Regions from separate parts of the Mus musculus genome. Here region 2 is linked to region 1. The links are chromatin loops, found by intact Hi-C in ENCODE. Cell type or tissue: heart. All regions are shown on one strand.

Evidence for each region. A loop is a pair of places that touch in the nucleus more often than their neighbours do. Peaks named below come from ENCODE experiments on the same cell type or tissue, not always from the same donor. Only the 100,000 strongest peaks of a DNase experiment are listed, where the experiment ranks them.
Region 2: a loop joins it to region 1, with 2.5 times the contacts of the local background. A loop is called at or near these places in 5 of 42 quality-filtered maps.

What each region holds. Positions count from the first base shown.
Region 1 is chr5:144,262,741-144,270,740 of GRCm38, forward strand. Bri3 (brain protein I3) reads left to right here. Exons shown (of 3, transcript NM_018772.4): 3 at 1,269-1,833. The coding sequence ends at 1,401. It overlaps Baiap2l1 (BAI1-associated protein 2-like 1), which reads right to left. Exons shown (of 14, transcript NM_025833.3): 13 at 3,868-3,905; 14 at 1,785-3,292. The coding sequence ends at 3,217. It overlaps Gm38675 (a long non-coding RNA gene), which reads left to right. Exons shown (of 2, transcript XR_868679.3): 2 at 719-1,079. Among named protein-coding and RNA genes, the nearest start is that of Gm38675, 8.3 kb to the left of the region's middle. In heart, a CTCF peak has its summit at 4,996; DNase peaks (open chromatin) are centred at 4,941 and 5,211; H3K4me3 peaks cover 232 bases; H3K27ac peaks cover 1,777 bases.
Region 2 is chr5:144,377,703-144,385,702 of GRCm38, forward strand. No RefSeq gene overlaps it. Among named protein-coding and RNA genes, the nearest start is that of Baiap2l1, 24 kb to the left of the region's middle. In heart, CTCF peaks have their summits at 4,292 (motif pointing left) and 6,421 (motif pointing right); no DNase peak of the experiment used is centred here.

The sequences.
Region 1 (8,000 bases):
GCTCAGCCTGCTCTCTTATAGAACCAAGACTACCAGCCCAGAGATGGTCCCACCCACAAGGGGCCTTTCCCCCTTGATCAGTAATTGAGAAAATGCCTTACAGTTGGATCTCATGGAGGCATTTCCTCAAATGAAGCTCCTTTCTCTGTGATAACTCCAGCTGTGTCAAGTTGACACAAAACCAGCCAGTACAGAGTGTGTCTGGTAGAAGTGAGGCTTGGTGTCTAGAGCTTTGGGACTCTGAAAAGCTCTTGAGCCTGATGGAGTTACGTGGAGAAGAGATCGCATCAGGCACTGATGGAGTTACGTGGAGAAGAGATCCCATCAGGCACTGGGTGTATTTTGATTCCGGCTTTGCCTGGCAGCCATGTCTTTGGGTCCCACCTTGTGCTTGTAGGGAGCAGACTGAATAGGAGGCGTTACAAGCTCTCAAGTGACTTTCTGCGTGTGTGAACGTGGCCGACTGCTTTCCTTAACTTCACACCAACCAAATGATTGCTCTTTAAACACTTAGAGGACAGAAGACTTTGCAGCCCTGGAGAAGCATGCTGGGCCTGTGGACAGAGCACTTGGCCTGCTACTCAGGAGGCTCTGGCTTCCGTCCCCAGCACAGCAGGCACACTAGAGTGGGTTTCATTTCTGCGGTGTCTTGTTTTCCAGCGCTGTAGGAATTTTTATCGACTCACTTGGGTCACTCTTGTTTTTGTTGGGTATGAAGGCAGAGTCAGAGGAGAGCTCCACGGAGTTGCTTCTCTCTCTCCATCCTGTGAGGGGCTGAACTTGACAACCTGATGATTGAGGCCATCAGGTTTCCGTGGCAAGTCCTTTCCTGCCGAGCCATCTCAGCAGCCCCACCTCACCCCTTTTGTAAGTGTGTAACGGAAAGTTCTTGTCTTTATTCACGTTAGGTGATACCTTTTACCCTGTTTGTCTAGGATGCCCTTGGTAGCACTGGCAGTTTATACTGGTTCCAGCTAGTTCTATGCACTCTAGCCCTAGGCTGTTGCGCGCGCGGGCGCGCATGTGTGTACGTGTGTGTGTACGTGTGTGTGTGTGTGTGTGTGAGAGAGAGAGAGAGAGAGAGAGAGAGAGAGAGAGAGAGAGAGAGAGAGTGAGTGAGTTAGTTGCTTGTTCCGACTGAGCACATTCCCCTGCAGGTCGGGCAGGTGCTCTGTAGGTGGTGAGGTCCCCTTCCGTGCCGCCCTATGACCCATGGGCTGTCAGGTTGGGGGTGGGGTCCTAACTTGGTTGCCTCTCTCTCCCCGCAGGGTTGGTGTCCTGGAGTACTGCTTCACCTGCCTGGGCATCTTCCTGGCCATCGTCCTGTTCCCTTTTGGGTTCCTCTGCTGCTTTGCACTGAGGAAGCGAAGATGCCCCAACTGTGGAGCGGTCTTTACTTAGAGGGAACAGCACACCCAGTTTTCCTACATTCAGCTATGTTTTCTAATGTAAATGTTGTGTACAATAGTTTTATTTGATTAAGCTTCTGGACTGTTTTGTAAAGTGTGGCGGGCTAGACTGGCATAGGGGTGACGCAGAGGTGGAAGGCAGCGACCTGCCCCCAAGGCTAAGGGTAACGTGCTGCTTCTATTTTTTGCAGTCTTCACTTTGAGAATGGTGAGAAATACTGTTTTAAATAAATGAGATTCATACCATTGTGTAGCTTGTTCTGCTCGACCATGGGTTTTTACGCACCGCCCCCTGGAAGTCTCGCCATGGGAAATGTCACATGCAGAGGCCGCCCATGGCCATCTTCTGGTCCTCAGGTACCACTTACAGCTCAAATGTGTTTCAAATCTCTTTTATTATTAACATTAAACAAATGTTAACCTTTGTGTCTGCAGTCAAGGTAAGTTCGCGTAAGGGAGGGAGACCCAGGGCTAGGAGGGCACAGCAGACTGGTTCCTGTACTCGTGTGCGGAGCCAGGACATGAGTCCTCAGCCCACTTCCCACCTTATCCTGCACATAGGTTGGTCACAGGGAGAACATGGACTGTATTTCCCCTATCAGGCCAGGACACCTGCCTAACACGGTGGTAATGGATGGCATGACCCAGGCTCTGTACTTTAGGGAGGTCACTGGCATGGGCAGGCCTGTACTAAGTTACCCTTGATGGGGCCATCAGGCTTGCTCTCCCATGGGAGCTTGCCACTGCTTGGCCCAGCTGGAAAGGACGGCGTTTCCTGTACATAGACCCGGACCAATTTGGGGATAATTTCTCGGTGAGATCTGAGAATCTGATAAGCAGCAAGTTTCTATCAACAGTGACTGTCCTGAGGATGGGTTTTAATTATTTGCTATTCTAGACAAGGTCTACATCTTGGGCAGGTAGGGGCAGCCTGACCTCTGGCTCAAGGCTCTATGCAGTGGCCTGAGCAGATGTTGGTCTGCGCATGGGACAGTGTTGGGCTGGAATGGCAGGCCCACCCTCCTGCCCACCAGGCTTCAGAATCGCTATTTACAGGCCAGTGGCTGGTTAAAAAATGAGTGACAGGAGGTGACCCCAGAACCATGACGGGGCTTTGGTTACCTGGTTTGGTTTGTACAGAGCCCTCAGACGTATTGAGACCCCTGCTGGCAACCTTTGTAACACTGAATTCAGTAACTCCTGGAGATAAATTTACAAGTGCCAATGAAGCAGGCTGACTGTCTCAGCTCTGCAGCAATGCCTGTCAATGAGGTTGGAGTTCTACTTGTTTAATCAAAAGGTAAAAATTGGGTCATTTAAAAAATATTTAATATATTTTCATAATTTACACTGCTTACTGGATTTGCATGCTCTGATGCAAACTTACATAATATAATGAACATCATAATGCTACTTAAGAACACAGGCTTTATAAAATAAAACTCTGGTCTTATTTGCATTCAGCTACAGAAAGCCAGACATAAAAGCATACACCGACTATCCCTTATTCTGGCTATTTCCTTAAAAATAAAAATTTAAAAATTTGAGCCAAATTTACTGCTTTTTGAATAGAAAAGAAAATATTTCAAATGATTGATTTATTCACTAAGCTACTCATTTACCTTAAAGACAGAAATGTGTAAACCCACCTCTGTCAATCTGAGAAAGTACATTGATTTGCTCAAGTGGGGCTTCATTGACATCAGGCACTCTGCAATCTTTGACAGTGCCTGCTGTCCAGCAATGTATACCTATCGCCCTGTGGGTGAGAACTCGAGTAGAGGGACTGGCACTGTCCCCTGCATCTTCATCGGATGATCGGTGCTGATCGGTCATTTGTCACTGTTGGCCGGAGTTTCACGGTGGCAAAGGGGTTTTCTCCACTATAGGGGAGGAAAGTATAAAAATTGACATATTCAACCCCCCCCCCCCCAAAAAAAAAAAGAAAAAGAAAAAAGACCTCCATGGCAGGACTTTGATGTTGTGTACATTATGGGGTGTTGAGATTGGAATTGAGTGTTTCTGTGGGTTGACCACCAAGTGCCCAAAATAATCTGTCTGTCTTCCCCTCTGGTGCTGGGGTGTGCTGGGGTTACAGATGCATGCTCTGGGTGTTGGGGGTTTGGACTCAGGTCCTTTTTATGCTTGTGTAGCAAAAATTATTCAATATTGCATACACACCCAGGACTGCCCGTTCTGAACACAGAAGTGTGCGGCAGCTTACTATGCCTCGCTAGGGAACAAGTCACACAGGCTGCTTTAGTCTCCTGTGGGACAGGCTACCCTGCCATGGGTTCTGCTCTGTCCCTCTCCACCCCATTCCTGGACTGTAAAACTAGTGGTGACAAGAAGGGTGGCCTCAGTTTCCTCTGTCTGAGAAAGGCCTATGGGGCACCACTGGCCACTTCCTAGCAGACAGGACAACGTTCCACTGACCTTGTGCACAGGGTATACATACCTGAGGAATGGCGGCTTTGCGGTCCCGTTGGCATCGCTCTGGAAAGGACAAAGATTATGGAAGGCTTGAAATCGGTACACTCTTTTTATAAGATCCACAGGTAAAGACAGGCAGAGGTAAGTTTAGCCACCCGTGGGGCTGGAGATAGGGATCCGTGAATGATGCTGTTGGTGTAGATAATCGAGGTCAGTTCCCAGCACCTACACAGAGGCTCACAAGCACCTATAACTCCAGCTCCAGGGGATCTGGATCCTGGAATCTGCACTCAGGCTCAAGCACACACACGTAAAAATACATCTTCAAAGCTATTCATGTTTAAAAGTATCCTGTGATCTCACATTGAGATGACTACCTCATATCTAAAGTATTTCAAAAGAATAAGCAAAGGAGAGAAAACAGTTTAGAACTTAGAGCATTTCAGAAACTGGGGGACTAGATGCCTTCAAGTGTGGCGACTGTTCACACACAGGTCAGTATGGAACATCCTGGATGCTCAGAAACTCAGGTCTTACTGAATTTAAACACAACACCAGAGCATAGCGTGGAAGGAAACACTTACAGATAGGGCCTCAGACCCACGTTGTGGTGCTATGGTGACTGGGCTCCACACCCCTTTTTATTTCCTTGGACTTTTTTTTCCCGGTTTTAGAGCTTTATTGTAGAAAGGCAGGAAGAAAGAAGGTAGAAGGAGAGGCCAGCCATGGCCACGTGGAGAAAGGGGGAAAGGGGAAGGGAAAGAGAGAAGGAGGACTAGAGAGTAAGAAAGGTGAAAGCTAAAGAGGACACACCCCTTTTTAAAGTGGCATCCTCAATAATGACATGAAGGTTACTTAGTTTGGGAGACTGATGCTAACTGCAGACGCCAGCCATCTGGGGACCTGGGGAGTGGCTTGATACAGCACTTACCCTTGCATGTAGGAGTTCTGGGTTCAGTGCTGGGGAAGGAAAGACCAACAAGGGGTGGGGGCTTCTGAAATGAGGGTCTGTCCACGTTCTGCAGGTGTGTGGCAGGTCACGGGTGTGTCAGGACCACCTTTCTGGAATTCTAAAAGTTCTACCATCTTAAAGTCTTTCCGTGCTGTTCCTCTGAGATCACTCTGAGCACATGGAGCTAACTCAGCAGCACCCAGCAGAGGACAGAAGAATGTCATCTAATGCTCTGGAGCCAAGCCAAGCTGTCTCCAAGTCCTAGAAAGCTTCCTAGTTTCTCAGTAGTCTTGGGCACTTGTAGATTCAAAGGAAGTGCCTCACATGCTAGTGTGTGTTCTGAGGCTGAAGCCTGGGCCAGGACTGCCACAGGCCAGCATCTCCCGAATACTGGAATTCACCTGATAGATACACTCTCAGCCAGAGGCAGGCTGGAGGCACCTGGGCCGTGACCTCAGCCTCTGGGTTGCCTGGAGTCGGCACAGTCATCTAGCACAGGACTTAGTGTATACTCATCACAAGCACAAAGCCACTGCCTGGCTTGGCACATTTTAATCAGGCTTCAAGTGGTGTGAAGTGATTTCTTCCTGCAGGGCACTCTGTTTCTTTAGCGGGCCTCTGGACAAGTCACCTCTGATGTAACTTCATTTGATAGGGATCGTTAAGAGCCAATTTATGATTTCTTTTTAAAGGACATCAGGAGGTCTGGCCTGTCGATTGCCTGCTCAAATTGCTGGCATGATTGGACTGCCTGGAGCAGTATGCCAGGCAACAGTCTGAGTCTGGAAGGAGCCCCTTGGTGCCCAGAAGTCAGACCAGCAATGCAGCCTCGCAGCCCCAGGCTGCCTCAGTTAACATAAGCAGACTCTTCCCATAGAAAAACACTCCCTTCTGTTTTCCTCTGGGCAAACACTGACCTATCCTGTGTGGCCTTAGAAGGACAGCACCAGATCCTCAACTGGAGACTAGCCTGCTCTCTACCCGACAGCACCTGCTGTAACCTCCTAAAACCACACGCTCAGTGCGTTTTAAGGTGCCTCACCACACTCTGAACTCTTACAGCCCCAGGTAGAAACGACCAAAAGTCCGGCAGGAAACCAGCACTTGACTTTTATGCATTCTGTCCCTGTGAGATCTCAGTGCCAGGCCATGGGGATCCTGGCCGTAGAGAAGAGACAGTAACTATGGGGCACACAGGAAGTCCCGGTTTTCTCAGAATGATGTTTCTTAATCTGTTTCTGATTCTACAGTCACTTCAAGAAAATTCACTTTAAGGCCAGGTCTGGTATCCGGTGCTCGCATGCCCAGCCCTTGGCAGGCTAAGAAGAGAAGAGAAGAGAAGAGTCTGAGGCCATTCTGGGCCACATAGACCCTGACTCAATTCCCAAAGATCTCGGGATGTAGTTCAGCTGGTAGGCCCTGGGTTTCATTCCCAGCACATCATAAACTGGCCATGGTGGCATCAAGCTATAATCTCAGCACTGGGGAAGTGGAGGCAGGACGATCAGAAGTTCAAAGGCATTCCTGGCTACACAGCAAATTTTATGCTAGTGTGGGTGATATGATTTTTTTTTTAAAGATTTATTTATTATATCTAAGTACACTGTAGCGGTCTTCAGATGAGGGCGTCAGATCTCATTACAGGTGGTTGTGAGCCACCATGTGGGTGCTGGTAATTGAACTCAGGACCTTCGGAAGAGCAGTTGGTGCTCTTAACCACTGAGCCATCTCTCCAGCCCGCGATATGATCTTGTTTATAAAAAATGAAGAAAAGGTGTGTAGTCTTTATGTGTTATTCCTGTGCTTGGTGCATGCACTTGTATGCTATCCTTTAATAAAGTGTCTACTTGAAAACCAACTAAAGGCAGGTCCCTGACTTAGGTGATGTGGTGTGGTGGTCCTCAATAGTGTGAAGTGATACAGAATAGAAAAGTATACTGTGAATTTTGGATGTGGTCTTTCCCTGGGCTGGTGATAGATGATACAGTCCTTTCCCATGGGATGCGCTGTGTAGTACTGAGACAGCTTCTGGCACTCTGCAGTATGCTGTCTTACTAAGCTATGATGGGCCACAGGTTAGGTGACGATGTGTTTTCAACTTCCCACAGATGTTTCAGAGCATAATGCCACCACAAAGGTCCACAAACATCTGCACTGGGAGTTTTGAGGCAGCTTTTCCTCTGCTGCTTGAGTTTTTCAGTAGTCTGAAAGTGTAACTTTCCTTTGGAGTGACTCCCCTGCCTCACCCCTCCAGCACCACTCTAATTTCTAGACTAACTTTTAGTGCCGTCCATCAGAGTGACTTCAAAATACACCATTATTCTTTGCCCAGCTCAGCTGTCATACCTCCCACTTCCTAGTCAGGAATGACTGCTGCCCCCAAATCTGCCCTCCCCACTTCCCTTTCCTTGCAGTTGGGGATACCATGGCAGACAGGCAGGGCCTGTTACCCAAGCTGTGTCATCTGGCAGCCAGTAAGGTACTGGTCCCTAAGCACACAAAACAAAATGGGATGATTCTGGCCAAGCCAAGGTGCTCAGATGGGGCCAGGCAGGCCATTAGGAGAGTGGGCTATCTTGTCCCTAAAACACCAGGGCAGCGGTGGCCTTTAGACTGGAAAGGGAGATGACAACCGGAGGTTGTCCGTGTCCATAAGGTAACAGGCAGAGTCGAGGTTTCTTGTGATCCTGCTCACTCCAAGAATGCAGACCCTCTGACGACCTGGTGTCCACGGTCGCATACACTGGTTACTTGCCTTCTGTCCCACTGTCCCCTTCCTAAGGTCTTTGTGGAGATGCACAGCGCCAAGAGCTTGATCCCTTACAAGATGGTCTTGGGTTACCCTAACACAGCTTATTCCTTAGGACTCAGGAAGATACTTTCATAGGATTAAAGGGCTGGACGACCCCGGGTGGGCTGGGTCCCGCTGAGAAAGCCTAGGGAACCTGGAACACCTAGTAAAGATGGCCATTTCAGTATGATGACATATGCCTGAAATCTCAGCACTTGGGCGGTAAAGACAGGAGGAACATTTTGAGTTAAAGGCCACTCTTATCTTCATAGCACTACATGTTCTCAAACTCAAACGAATGGGCGTTTCCCTGGGTGTAGGGATGCATGTCTGTGATAAAGCACCTGAGAAGCTGAAGGCAGGGCAATTGTGAGTTCAAGGCCAGGGTCTAAGGCCAGAGAGATGGCTCAGTAGT
Region 2 (8,000 bases), 110 kb after region 1:
AGCAATGGAATGCCGTAAGTGAGGTTTAATGGGCCAGCCTAATAGGAATATGGAAGACTTTGTTTGCTGAGAGTTCTACACCTTCATCTGAAGGCCTCTAGGAGGAGACTGGCTCCCACGTGGTTAGGAGGAGGGTCTCATTGCCTACTCCCACAGCGACACACTTCTTCCAACAAGGCCACACCTCCTAAAAGTACCACTCCCTGGGCCAAGCATATTCAAACCACCACACACCCATGATGTCTTCCATGATGTCCCCTGAGCCTTGGTGGCAGGGTGTGTGGTACAGATGTCCCACAGATGTAGGGCTGAGCACTGGACTCTCAATTACTCTTAGCACTTTAACTGGTTATGAGTCTGCTTTCATTGCTGACCACTGCAGAGAGAAGCCTCTATGGCAAGGCGGAGGGCCACACTCATCTATGGGAGCAACGATCAATGTTTAGGAAGTGACAGGTCCCTCCCCAGGTCTTCTGACTTCTCAAGCATGGGCTTTGGACCAGATTGACAGTTCTAGGCATCTTCCTATAGAGCAGACCTCAAGTCTGATCCAAACGTGGCTGGTCTTCCTCGTAACCTTCATGCCCCTGTTGCTCCAGGGGGAACATCTTGCCTGGCAGGTTGGTATTGTAGCATGTCAGGTTGCCTGTAGAGACACCCTTGGTGACTTTTCTCCCCCACAACACCTTCTGGTACTGTGAAAGCTAGTCAGTAGGGAGGAAGCTTTCAGCTCAGGTCCAGTTTGATTTCTCTATGTCAGGCACATAGAGAAGTGGGGGGTCAGTGATGGGGTCTTACCATCTGGAGGACAGCAAAGATCTATGGCAATAGATGCCTCTGGACCTCCCTAACCAGTAACTTATAGGGAGGTAACCTAGGCCTGGCATGAAGTACAGTTTCTACTGAATATTTATTATCCTTAAGAAAGGATTATTAAGCTGGGTATAGTGGGACACACTTTTAATCTCAGAACTTGGGAGGCAGAGGCAGGGACAGGGGCAGGGGCAGGGGCAGGGGCAGGGGCAGGGGCAAGGGCAGGGGCAGGGGCAGGGGCAGGGGCAGAGGCAGAGGCAGAGAGATTTCTGTGAGTTGGAGGCCAGCCTGCTCCACATAATGACTTCTAGGACTGTCAGGGTTACAAAGAGAAATTGGGTCTCTAACAAAAATGTTTTACTCTTTATAGTAGTTGTTGTTATGATGCTGGTGATGCTGATGCAGATGGTGCTGGTGCTGATGGTGCTGGTGCTGATGGTGCTGGTGCTGATGGTGCTGATGCAGATGGTGCTGATGCAGATGGTGCTGGTGCTGATGGTGCTGGTGCTGATGGTGCTGGTGCTGATGGTGCTGATGCTGATGGTGCTGGTGCTGATGGTGCTGGTGCTGATGGTGGTGGTGGTGATGATGATGATGATATGGGGAGAATGCAGGCCATGGCACATGTTTGGAGGTCAGAGAACATTTTCTGAAGCCATCTCTCCTTCCACATTTTCCTGGGATCTGGAGATTGAACTCATGTTGTCAGTCTTGCACAGCAAGCATCATTACCTGCTAAGCCATCATGCTGACCCAGCATGTCCCTTTTGCTCCATCATAAAGTCAAACCATCATAAGTTGAGGACCATCTATGTCTTAGTTAAGGTTTTATGGTGAAGAGACACTATGATCAAGGTAGCTCTAATAATGGAAAACATTGAATTGGGGCTGGCTTACAGGCTCAGAGGTTCAGTCCATCATCAGGGCAGAGTGCAAGCAGACATGGCTCTGGAGAAGGAGCTGAGAGGTCTACATCTTGACCAAAGGCAACCAGGAGGAGTCTGTCTTCTGCAGCCAGGGAGGAGACTTCATCCGCACTGGGTGGGGTCTGAGCACAGGAAACCTCAAAGGCCCCTCCCCGCCCCCCCATGACACATTTCCTCCAACAAGGCCACACCCACTCCAACAAGGCCACACCTCCTAATAGTGGGCCAAGCATTCAAACACATGAGTCCATGAGGGCCATGCCTGCTCAAACCATCACAATCTGTAAACATTTTTTTGAGGGCGGGGTCTCACTATGAAGTCCAGAATGGCCTGAAACTCTCAGTGATCCTCCAGCCTCAGCCTCCCCATTGCTGACATTATGGTCCGGAGCTACTACACCCATCTAAAAACATTTTTAAAAATGAATTTTAGGGATATTTGTTACTTGAGAATAATCTGAATCACACAATGATCAGCATGTAATATGGTATGAGTATATAGCTGGCAAGAAGGAGATCAGAGCAATAAGAAAATAAAACCTTGAGGGCACTGGGGAGATGACTCAGGGTAAAGGTGCTGGCTGCACTTGGGTGAAGATCTGAGTTCGAATCCCCAGCTAGCCATGCACATCATTTGTAACCCTAATACTGTCGGGGGGCAGAGAGAGGGAGACCACAGAGTTCTGCCTGCCGACTGCCAGTCTAGTTCCAGATTCAGTGACAGACCCAGTCTCAAACAAATAATGTGGAGAGTGACAGAGCAGGACATACCACACACACGTGCACTCACACACATGCACACTCGCACACAAGCACATACACTCGAGAGTGTGCACGCACACATGCACGCACATATGCATGTGTGCACACACAGACACACACACACCACATAATACATGTGCACACACACACACACCACACCACACACACACCATACCACATACACATCCACGTGTGTGTATACACACACACACACAAACACACACACACGCACGCACGCACGCACGCATGTGCGCATACACACATATCACATCACACACACATGTGAGTGCACACACATGTGCACACATACAAACACACACACCACACACACCATACCACACACATACACGTGTACACATGCACGTGCACACACACAAGCACACACGAAGAAAAAGAAAATGTTGAATGGGAGAGGGTGTGGAAATTCCTACACGTGTGGAATGTCCTAAGGAGAAATTGAATTACTAAAAAGGAGATGATGTGGATGAGTGGTGTCCAGAGGATGAGGAGGAAGTGAAGAGAGGGTGAAAAGGGACTTTTAATGGCGGAAACAAGGCAGGCTGGTATCTAGAAAGATAGCAAGTCACACAGGTGTCTGGGTCAAGAGGACAACCAGGACAAAGCTATGTGTCCGAAGCACAGAAAAGATAATGTTACTAGGGCAGAGGGAAGGGTGAAGTCAGACAGTAACAAAGGCCAAGGATTGTGCAGTCTAGTGGTCACATGAGGACTTTATCATGTTCACTGAAAGCTATGAGGACGTCAGCACAAACGTGACATGATCTCTCTCCCTCCTTTCTCTCTCCCTGTCCTCCCGTAATAGGAATGAAACGGAGAACTCTGCATACTCAGCAAAACTCTACCACTGAGCCACACCCCGGCCCCTCACTGGGGGATTCTAGGCAGGGGCTCTACCACTGAGCCACACCCCCAGCCCCTCACTGGGGGATTCTAGGCAGGGGCTCTACCACTGAGCCACGCCCCCAGCCCCTCACTGGAGGATTCTAGGCAGGGGCTCTACCACTGAGCCACACCCCCAGCCCCTCACTGGGGGATTCTAGGCAGGGGCTCTACCACTGAGCCACACCCCCAGCCCATCCTTAGAGGATTTTAGACAAATGCTCTATTTCTGAGCCATATTCCCAGTCCCAGCTTACAATTTTGAGGTGTTGTGATTTGGAAAATCTGTAATAGGGCAACATGGAAGTGGGGACCTGATTAAGAAGGTCCTGCCGGTTCCGGGTGTCAGCGATCATGTGACACTGGGCCAGGATAGCAGCTGTGCTAAAAGTGACCAGAAGAACAAATCCCAAATACGTTTTTAAGACAGAACCAAGCACTTTGCAGGACTGATTTGGAGAAAAAACAGCTTAAACTCTGGCTTTTGCTCTCATCAAATGAGTGGATGGATTTATTATCTGCTGGGGGAAGCGGCGAAATGAGGTGGCTTACGGAGCAGGTTCAAGCTACCAAGCTACCGGGCCAGAGATCAGCCATGGCTGTGGTGAGTTTAGATGTCTGTTAGATTTGAGGTGGCGGTGTGGTAGGGACCTAGACATATAAGTCTGGAGATTGGAGATTATAAAGTTGGGAGTCTTGGATGGAAAGACAATAGTAAAAGCTTAATGTCTGGGGCTGGAGAGGGGGCTCAAAAGTCAAGCTTTTACATACTGCCCTTGCAGAGGGCCAGACTTTATCTCCCAGCCCCGATGTCATTGGTCATGTATGAAGTTACAATTGCCTGTGATTTCAGCTTCAGGGGACCCAACACCCTCTTCTGGGGTCTGTGGGTACTGCATCCACATTTAGAAACACACACCCTCACCACACATATATGCATGATTAAGAACATAAAAAGTAGAGGTTTGGGCTGGAGAGATGTCTAGGCGGTTAAGAGCACTGACTGCTATTCTGGAGGTCCTGAGTTCAAATCCCAGCACCCACATGATGACTCACAACCATCTGTAATGAAATCGGATGCCCTCTTCTGGTGTGTCTGAAGACAGCTACAGTGTACTTACATATAATAAATAAATAAAACTTTTTAAAAAAAAGGTAAAAGTTTAATGCCTGACAGCCATGTTTGTTGTGACCCTATTCATAATAGGCAAGCTGTGGAATTAGCCTCTATGTCCATCCACAGATTAATGGGTAAAGAAAATATGGTACAATAAATCTAATGGACTTTTAAAATTATTATTTTTGATCTTTCCACACAGTCCAGTCGTTATCCCCATCCTGTTCTGCTCTTCAACAGTCCCTCCTCCCATTCCTCCTCCCCCCACCCCACCCCACCCCACCCCACCCCACCCCACCAGATCTCCCTACTCTCTGTAGCCTCAAGTCTCTCGAGGGTTAGGTGTGTCTTCTCTCATTGAGTCCAGACCAGGCAGTCCTCCACTGTATATGTCTCTGGGGCCTCGGACCAGCCACTGGTATGCCACCTGGTTGGTGGCTGAGTGTCTGAGAGATTTCAGGGGCCCAGGCTAGTTGAGGTCTTCCCATGGGGTCACCCTCCTCCACAATTTCTTCCAGCCTAATTCAACCACGGGGGTCCCTAACTTCAGACCATTGGTTGGGTGCAAGTATCTACCTCTGTCTCAGTCAACTACTTGTTGAGCTTCTCCGAGGGCAGCTGTGCTAGGTTCCTGTCTGTGGCCCTTGCTATAGCACACCTCCTGGACTATTTATTTATTTATTTATTTATTTATTATTTATTTATTTATTTGATAAATAAATTCACTGTGTAGCCCCTACTATCCTGGAACTCCCTCTGTAGACCAAGCTGATCTGGAACTCAGAGATTCACCTGCCTCAGCATCCCAGTTTGCTGGGATTAAAGGTGTGTGCCGCCACAGCCTGGCTTCAAATGGACTATTATTCAGGCATAAAGAATGAAATTATGCCATTTGCAGAAAACTGGATGGGACTGGAGTTCATTGTGTTAAGCAAAATGAGCCAGGCTTGGAAAGGCTGCACATGTCATGTGCAGACATTTTAGGAGGTGAGAGTTGGGGGGGGGGAATGGTTATTTGGGAAGAGAGAGGACACTTGTGAATGGGGAAGGTAAGGGAAGAGAGTGATGAGGATCATCAGAGCTGTTACTTTTTACAATAAATACACGCTAATTAAAAATATAAAACAGTGGTGCTAGTAGACAGCTCCGTGGGTAAAGGGCTTGCCTTACAAGCTGAAGACCTGAGTTTGGATCCCCGTGGAAAGCTAAACATGGTGGCACAGGTCTGTAATTCCACATTCCCATGCAGCTATGGGAGGTGTAGACAGGAGAACTGTTGGATGCTTGTGAGCCACGTGGCCTGTAGTATGGAGTGTCAAACAAGAGACTCAGAGTTAAGAGACTCACACAGTTAAGGAGCAAGGATGTTCTCCTGTGTCCTCCACACACATGCTATGGGACACACGGCCTGCACTGATACATAGGAACCATACACGTCACACACACCAATGTTGCTGTTGTTGTTCTTGTTTTTAAAGGAGAAAGGAACATAAATGTTATTCATGGGCACTTGATTTGAAAAGAGTCCATGTTATAGATCGACTCTTGATTAAACCATGAGGGCTCAGCAGGTACAGGCACTTGCCACCAAGCTTGATGACCTGAGTTCGATTCCTGATACCTACATGGTGGAAAGAGAGAACTAAGTACCCAGTTTGTTTGTGGCCCTCCATATGCATGAGCCTACATGTACACACATACACAAATAATCAAATAAGTAAACACACCTCCCTATTGGTTTTCAAGAGGGGGGCAGATTATGAGTTCAAATGATGGTTATGGAAAACGATGTGGCTAGCCTATCAGCGCCTTTCAGTATCAGGGAAAGTACTTGCTGTTTGCCTTAAGAAGGTCAGAGGAGGCTGAGGAGGTGGCTCAGTTGGTATTTTGTGCATGCAGTACCCATGGCGGCCAGAAGGGGGCAATGGATCCCTTTGGAACTGACCATTCTTAGTGGCCATGTGGGTGCTGGGAATTGAACAGGAATCCTTTGGATGGATAGTTAGTGCTCTTAACCACTGAGCCATCTTTCCAGCCCTGAGATGGCTCAATTGGTCAAGTGCTTGCTTTGCAAGGGTGAGATCCTGATACCCAGAAGGCAAAGCCAGGCACAGTAGTTATCTCAGCCCTGAGGAGGCACAGGCAGAGGGTCTCCTGGGTCTCCTGGACAGCCAATCTAGATCATTAGTGGGAGATGCTGTATCAGCCAACCAACCAACCAACCACCACCAACAAACCCTCAAACCAAAAAAACCCAAGAACCAACTAACCAAACCAAACCAAACCAACCAACCAACCAAAAACCCCACCATGTAAAAAGCGAACAAAGAAGATGCTCCCAAGGTTGGCCTCTGTCTCCCACATGTGTGAGGTGGACACACATGAACACGCACATAGAATGTCAAGGATGTTGCCTCTTACACTGAGTCATGGTACCTCTCTTCTGAGCAAGACATTTTGTTTCAATTTATTTTCTTTAGTTAAGTTCTTGCAAAAGCTCTGTCTTCCCTAAGGAACTGACTGATAAGCTTCCTATTTACTGAGAAAGGAAATTATTAAAAAAAAAAGAAAGAATTGTAGCACTCAGGAGGTGGAGGCAGGGGAGTCAGAGGGATGGGGGAGAGACAGAGACACAGAGACAGGAAGACAGAGACAGTGACACAGAGATGGGAAGGCAGAGAAGGAGAGAGGGATGGGGAGAGGGAGAGGGGGAGAGGGGGAGAGGAGGAGGAAGAGGGGGGAGAGTGAGGGGGAGGGGAGGGGGAGGGGGAGGGGAAGGGGAGGGGAAAGGGTAGAGGAAAGGAGATAGACAGACACATAGAGAGTTCTCAGTGGTCCCAGGAGTTCGCTGTGCAATTATGAGAGCCAGAATTCAGAATCTCAGCCACCACGTAACAAGCTGGGCATTTGGTAAATACTTATACCTCCAGCTCCAAATGATCCAATGCCATCTTTTGGCTGTTGTGTGCACAGGTCCACTCACTGTCTTAGTCTCTGTTCTATTAATGTGCAGAGGCACCTTGACCAGGGCAACTATTATAAGAGAAAGCATTTAAGCATTTAGCTTGCTTAGAGTTTCAGAGATTTAATCCATTATCATCATGGCAGGGAACATGGTAGCAGGCAGAAAGGCACTGGGGCAGTAGCTGAGAGCTACATCCTGAGCTGTAGGCAGGGAAAGATGCTCTAGGCTTAGCTTGGGCTTTTGAAACCTCAAAGGCCTTGTCCAGTGATAGACTTCCTCACCAAAGCCACACCTCCTAATCCTTCTAATCCTTTCAAACAGTGCCACTCCCGAGTGACAAAGCATTCAAATAAAGGAGCCCGTGGAGACTATGCTTATTCAGACCACTGCACCCTCCACACACATTTGGACCCAGACACATACAGGTAAATGGATGAAAATAAATCTTAATAAACATTCGTAAAGAGGAGCTGGAGAGGTGGCTCAGCAGGTGAAGTGCCTGCCACTCATGCAGAAG